2 separate regions of the Homo sapiens genome follow, and region 1 is linked to region 2. A link is a loop called in an ENCODE intact Hi-C map of the cell type or tissue named here. Cell type or tissue: heart right ventricle. All regions are shown on one strand. Links, peaks and the distances in the headings refer to the core of each region. The heading gives the core; the rest is flanking DNA.

Region 1 (2,905 bases), core at 90-2,589, 53 kb after region 2:
GAAGGGCTGGGTCGGAGGGGGACCCTGGCGCAGGGAACGTTCTCTGTAACTGAGATCCGCGTTTCTACTCAGGAGCTCAGCTGAGACTCTCTGCGTGGCCAACCCTCTCCAGAGACCGGCTCCACCGCCAGCCAGATTGGATGCTGAGCGTGTCCACACAGCACGCACTCACTGGGACTCAGCGTGCTGGGACTCAGCTCCCCGCCGCCCAGTCCCTCGGGCCTAGGTCAGCTCGCCAGCTGGTGGCCTGAGGCAGATCTCAGGACCTCCCTGTGCCTCAGTTTCCTCACCTGAAAAATGGGAATAATTGGAGTTGCTTCCTCAGAGTACCCCTGCCCCTAGCTCCCTGCAGGTACAGTGGGGATGGGGCAGGAGATAGAGCGGGGACCTGCAGGACGTACCCCTCCCCCAGGGAATGGGGGACGCCACCCCACCCCTGGCGAGCCCGGAAGGTGGCTGCTGATTGAACAATGGGAGAAACAAGCTTTCTTCTAGCGCAAGGTGACTCACCTGCTGGCCCAGGGACAAAGCTCCCCCAGCCACTCCCCACCGCCCGCCACCCCCCACCGCCCGCCACACACACACACACACACACATACACACACACACACCGCACAGCACGGAGAGGGGGTGAGTCATTCCACCCCACCACATCTGTGATGGCCTCCCTGGGTGCGTACTAACCTGTGGGGTGGGGGGATTATACTAAGGGCCGCCCGGGACCCTCCCTGCTTGGCCTCACAGCCAGGGAGAGAAGGCCCAACCACCCCCAGCCTGGCATTCAAGGCCTGGCTTTGAACACATGCCCCCCCCCCACACACCCCAGCTTCATTCAGTTTTATCTCATTGACTCATTCAACAAACATTCCCTAATGAAGTCCTGTGAGGGCCCCGAAACTGGGCTAACGCCAGACGCCTCCCCAGCCCCACCGCCTCTTCCTCAGATGACAAGGAGTCTTTTCGTCCTTCCATTGGCCTACCTGACTTGGACTCCTACACATCCTACAAAACCCAACCTCAGGGCTCCTCCTCCAGGAAGGGAGGACTGCCGCCTCCCCAGTTCTGATCTCAGGGGGATGGGGATGACTTTTCCCCTCCCTAAGTATGGGAGCCCCAGCGGGAGGGACAGAGGCTGTGGCCGCAGCTCTAGGGTGGTGGGGGCAGGGGAGCAGGAGTGATCTGAGAAGTTTGCTAAATCCAGCGAATGGCCTGGTTCCCCTCCCCCATCCCCGGTCTGCAGATTCTGCCTAAGGAGGTGCGAATCCCTTCCCCTTTCCCCATTCCCCATTCCCCAGTCCAACACCCCCTCCCCACCCAGAGGTCCACGAGGCGAGACAGACCCAAAGAGAGAGGCAAGGACGTGGGCGTTGGTCGGTCTTGCGGGGAGGAGGTGCCGTGCTCTCCCCACTTCCTGACCCAGCAGAAAGCGCCCGGGCGTGTCCAGATAAACCGCGCCTTAATCGAGGCGCCATTCCGGCCCGGAACAGGCCAGGCCCAGGTGAGGCTCAGAGCCAGATGCGCCCAGCCTAACCCACCTGGGGACGCCCCTCGGACCCTCCCGGGGCGGGGTCCTCACTCCCGACCAGGACCTCTGTCTCTGCATCTGCGAAGTGGGCGCCCCCAGGCCTGTGCTCCCCCCACCCACCTGTCGTCTCGTCTCGGCTTTCAGGGTGCAGAGTGGACACTCCCAGGTGTCCAAGCCGGCGAGCTCGGGTCCCGCAGAACCGGCGGCCCTGGAGACGCCCCGAGGGCAGCCCCGCTGCAGCCTTGCTCGGGTCCCCTAGCCCGGCGCCTCCGCAAACCAACCCACCGCGGGCCGCCGAGCCCCGCTCCGGGATCCGCCGGCTGCCTCCATCCCAGAAGAGTGCGCAGAGAATTAAATCTAGATATTTACATGTTTAATGGCTAAAGGAGCCTGTCTTCTGGCAGGGCAGGGAGGGCGCTCAGGTGGTTTAACTCAGCGCCGGGATCCCGCTCAGCTGCGGGGGCCGCGAACCCCGCCGCTGGGCCGACGATTGGGCCCCTCCGGAGCGCGGCGCCCAACGCGGGTTTCGTTGCGTCGGGGAAGTCCGTGGCCTGCAGCGTCCAGTCCCCAGGCTGTCAGCCGAGCCCTGGAGTGGGGCGTTCTCCAGGCCCCCAACCCCTGATCCAGGCCGTTCCCCTCCCGCGCACCCTCCGGCGGGGGCTGCAGCCCGCGCCCCTCGCCGCCAAGCCCCATTTTCCCACAGTGCAAACTGCAGCAAACGAACTGGTTTTCTCCTGAGCGCACGCTGCGGGGAGACGATTCCAACGGCGTCCAGTGAGGAGGGGCCCAGGCCTGCGAGACGGGGCGCGTTCCTGTCCCCAGACCCCTCCGGCTGCGCCTCAACCCCCAGCCCGGCTCTCTGACCTGCATCGGTCGGGCCGGGCACAGAGGAGGCAAAGCAGGCGGAGGCCGCGAGAGGAGAGCAGCCTGACCTCCCGCCTGAGCCCGGACCCTTCCCCTCGGGCACCCTCGGACGCCCCCGCCCCAGCGTGTTACTTTCTAGATGGGGAAACTGAGGCGCGGCCAGGGCGATGCGGCGGAAGTCCCGCGCCCGGCCGTCTCCCGCGCCTGCCAGACAGAGCCCCGAGAAGAGGGCATAGAATTCCCTCCTCTAATTGTGTCCCAGAACTCTGGGACGACGGAGGCCAAGCTGCTGAGGGAGGGGACGAGGACGCGGGGCCCCAGGGACCAACCCCTCCGCTCCCCGGCCAGCCGCGGCCGCCCAGCCTCGGTGCCCCGGCGCAAACAAGCGCGGTGTTTGCCGAGCGCGAGGCGGGCGGCGCGGCCCGAGAGCGATGAGGATTCGATGGAGCCGCTCGCCGCGGCGGGGGCAACGGAGCCCGGGCGGGCGCGGGGATCGATCGGGCACAGCTGTCGCCT
Region 2 (2,905 bases), core at 120-2,619:
TCTCGAACTCCTGACCTCAAGTGATCCACCCACCTTGGCTTCCCAAAGTGCTGGGATCACAAGCATGAGCCACTGCTCCTGGCCCTCCCGCCGCCTCTTAAAAGAACCCTGTGAGGACATTGGGCATCCCCCAGATAATCCAGTATGATCTCCTATCCAAGGTCCTTCATTTAGTCCCATCTGCAGAGTCCCTTTAGGGATGTAAAGTGACCTATCCATAGGTTTCAGGGATTAGGATTCGGGGGTGCACATCTGTGGGGGGCCACTATTCAGCTCGCCCAGAGGACACTTCCCTACACAACTCCCCCATTCCTGACCCTACCTTGGAGCTGGGAGATGTTCACAGCCTCTGAGGCTGCCAGGAACACTGCAAACCCCCAGAGATTAGATGATCTCCAACATATTCCAACGATTTACTTGGCAAGCATTTGTTAAGTGCCTGCTGTCTACCAGGCCCATCTGGCTGGTCCGGCTTCATGGATGTGTAGCCCAGTGGTTCAGGGTTTCATGTTTGGCTTAATGCTCTGGTGTCTGTCACCATCTTGATGCTTTTGCTAATTTGATCTTTGAACTTGTGTGTGTGTGTGTGTGTGTGTGTGTGTGTGTGTGTGTTTGTTTGTTTTTAATGCAGTCTCGCTCTGTCACCCAGGCTGGAGTGCAGTGGTGTGATCTCAGCTTACTGTAATCTTTGCCTCCCAGGTTCAAGTGATTCTTCTGCCTCAGCCTCCTAAGTAGCTGGGATTACAGGTGTGAGCCACCACACCCGGCTAATTTTTTTGTATTTTTAGTAGAGATGGGGTTTCACCACATTGGCCAGGCTGGCCTCAAACTCCTGACCTCGTGATCTACCCACCTTGGCCACGCCCAGCCTGAACTTGTGTTTTATAAGTGAAGTCCAGTGGAACAGTGGAGCGAGCCTGTGAGCAAGGGAGGTCCTGAAAACGTGTGTGCTTAGCTATTCCATGTTGGTCTGTTTGCACCTAGTGGTCACTATGCCCAGGGGCACAGAGATCCAGGATCCCACAGCTCATGAGAGTTCAGCGAGACCCAAAACGAGTACCAGGTGAGTGTGTGAGAGAGTTGGTAGAATAGGCGTGCACGAAGAGGTAAAATAAAGGCTGGGCATGGTGGCTCATACCTGTAATCCCAGCGCTTTGGGAGGCCAAGGTGGGAGGATTGCTTGAGCCCAGGAGCTCAAGACTAGCCTGGAAAACATAGCAAGACCCCATCTCTAAAAAACAAAAAAATGAACAAACAATAAGCCGAGCATGGTGGTACATGCCTCCAGTCCCAGCTACTCTGAAGGCTGATGCTGGAGGGTTGCTTGAGCCCAGGAGGTTGAGGTGGCAGTGAGCTGTGATTGCACCACTGCATTCCCACCTTGGCAACAGAGTGAGATCCCATCTCCAAAAAAAAGAAAAGAAAAGGAAAGAAAAAGTGAAATAAAAACAGGTTAATTTTGTTCAGTGTTTCAGTTGTTCCCATCAGAACCAAACACATATGCTCATGCAATCTCCAAAACACAAATGGCCTAATTTAGGTGATTCTGTAGACAAGTCACATGTTCTTAAAGAACCATAGCCAATATTTCCAGACCAAATGATGAAATTCTTTCAATAGTTGTATTTAAACCTGGCATTACATAGCATAAAGATGAATGGTCAAATTCACAATAATAAATTAAATTTTAAAAATTTTAGGCTTAAAAAAATTTAAAAGTTTTTTAAAATTTAAAAATTAAAAAAATTTTAGGTGGTTCACGCCTTTGGGATCCCAGCACTTTGGGAATTCGAGGTGAGAGGATCATGCGAGCCCAGGAGTTTGAGACCTTCCTGGCTAACACAGTGAGACCCCATCTCTACAAAACAATGAAAACATCAGTCAAGTGTGGTGGATATGGCTTGGCTGTGTCCCCACCCAAATCTCATCTTGCATTGTAGCTCCCACAATTCCCACGTGTCGTGGGAGGAACCCTGTGGGAGGTGATTGAATTATGGGGGCGGGTCTTTTCTGCGCTGTTCTCGTGATAGTAAATGAGTCTCGCGAGATCTGATGGTTTAAAAACGGGCGTTTCCCTGCACAAGCTCTCTCTGCCTGCTGCCATCCATGTAAGGCATGACTTGCTCCTCCTTGCCTTCCACCATGATTGTGAGGCCTCCTCAGACGTGTGGAAGTGTGAGTCCATTAAACCTCTTTTTTTTTTCTTTTCTTTTCTTTTATTGAGGTGGAGTCTCGCTCTGTCACCCAGGCTGCAGTGCAGTGGCGTAATCTTGGCTTACTGTAACCTCTACCTCCTGGGTTCACACCATTCTCCTGCCTCAGCCTCCTGAGTAGCTGGGACTACAGGTGCACACCACCAGGCCCAGCTAATTTTTTGTATTTTTAGTAGAGATGGGGTTTCACCATGTTAGCCAGGATAGCCTCGATCTCCTGACTTCATGATCTTCCCACCTCAGCCTCCCAAAGTGCTGGGATTACAGGCGTGAGCCACTGTGCCCAGACCATTAAACCTCTTTTTCTTCCCAGTCTCAGGTACGTCTTTATCAGCAGCATGAAAACAGGCTAATACAGTGGTGGTGCATGCCTGTGGTGCCAGCTACTTGGGAGGCTGAGATGGGAGGATCACTTGAGCCCAGGAAGTCAAGGCCTCAGCAAGCTGTGATTGCACCACTGCACTCCAGCCTGGGCGAAAGTGAGACTCTGTCTAAAAAATATGTAAAATAAACTGTAGAATGATGTGGAATAGCAAATTGAAGAAAACTATGACAAGTTGAGAGAGACTGTAGAAGAAAGAAAAAAGCTTTAATGTTAGCACTTTGAATGATACTTTTTTCTTACTTTTTTTTTTCTTTCTTTTTCTGAGACAGTCTCACTCTGTCACTCAGGCTGGAGTGCAGTGGTGCGA

What was found. A loop is a pair of places that touch in the nucleus more often than their neighbours do. Peaks named below come from ENCODE experiments on the same cell type or tissue, not always from the same donor. Only the 100,000 strongest peaks of a DNase experiment are listed, where the experiment ranks them.
Region 1: it touches region 2 in a loop (1.8-fold over the local background); 5 of 110 quality-filtered maps call a loop at or near these places.

Annotation. Positions count from the first base shown.
Region 1 is chr19:1,746,844-1,749,748 of GRCh38, forward strand. No RefSeq gene overlaps it. Among named protein-coding and RNA genes, the nearest start is that of ONECUT3, 5.2 kb to the right of the region's middle. RefSeq lists enhancers at 271-1,470, 1,028-1,547, 1,548-2,066, 1,593-1,642. In heart right ventricle, for the core only: no CTCF peak of the experiment used is centred there; a DNase peak (open chromatin) is centred at 1,536; H3K27me3 peaks cover 2,387 bases.
Region 2 is chr19:1,693,598-1,696,502 of GRCh38, forward strand. No RefSeq gene overlaps it. Among named protein-coding and RNA genes, the nearest start is that of TCF3, 42 kb to the left of the region's middle. In heart right ventricle, for the core only: no CTCF peak of the experiment used is centred there; no DNase peak of the experiment used is centred there; H3K27me3 peaks cover 782 bases.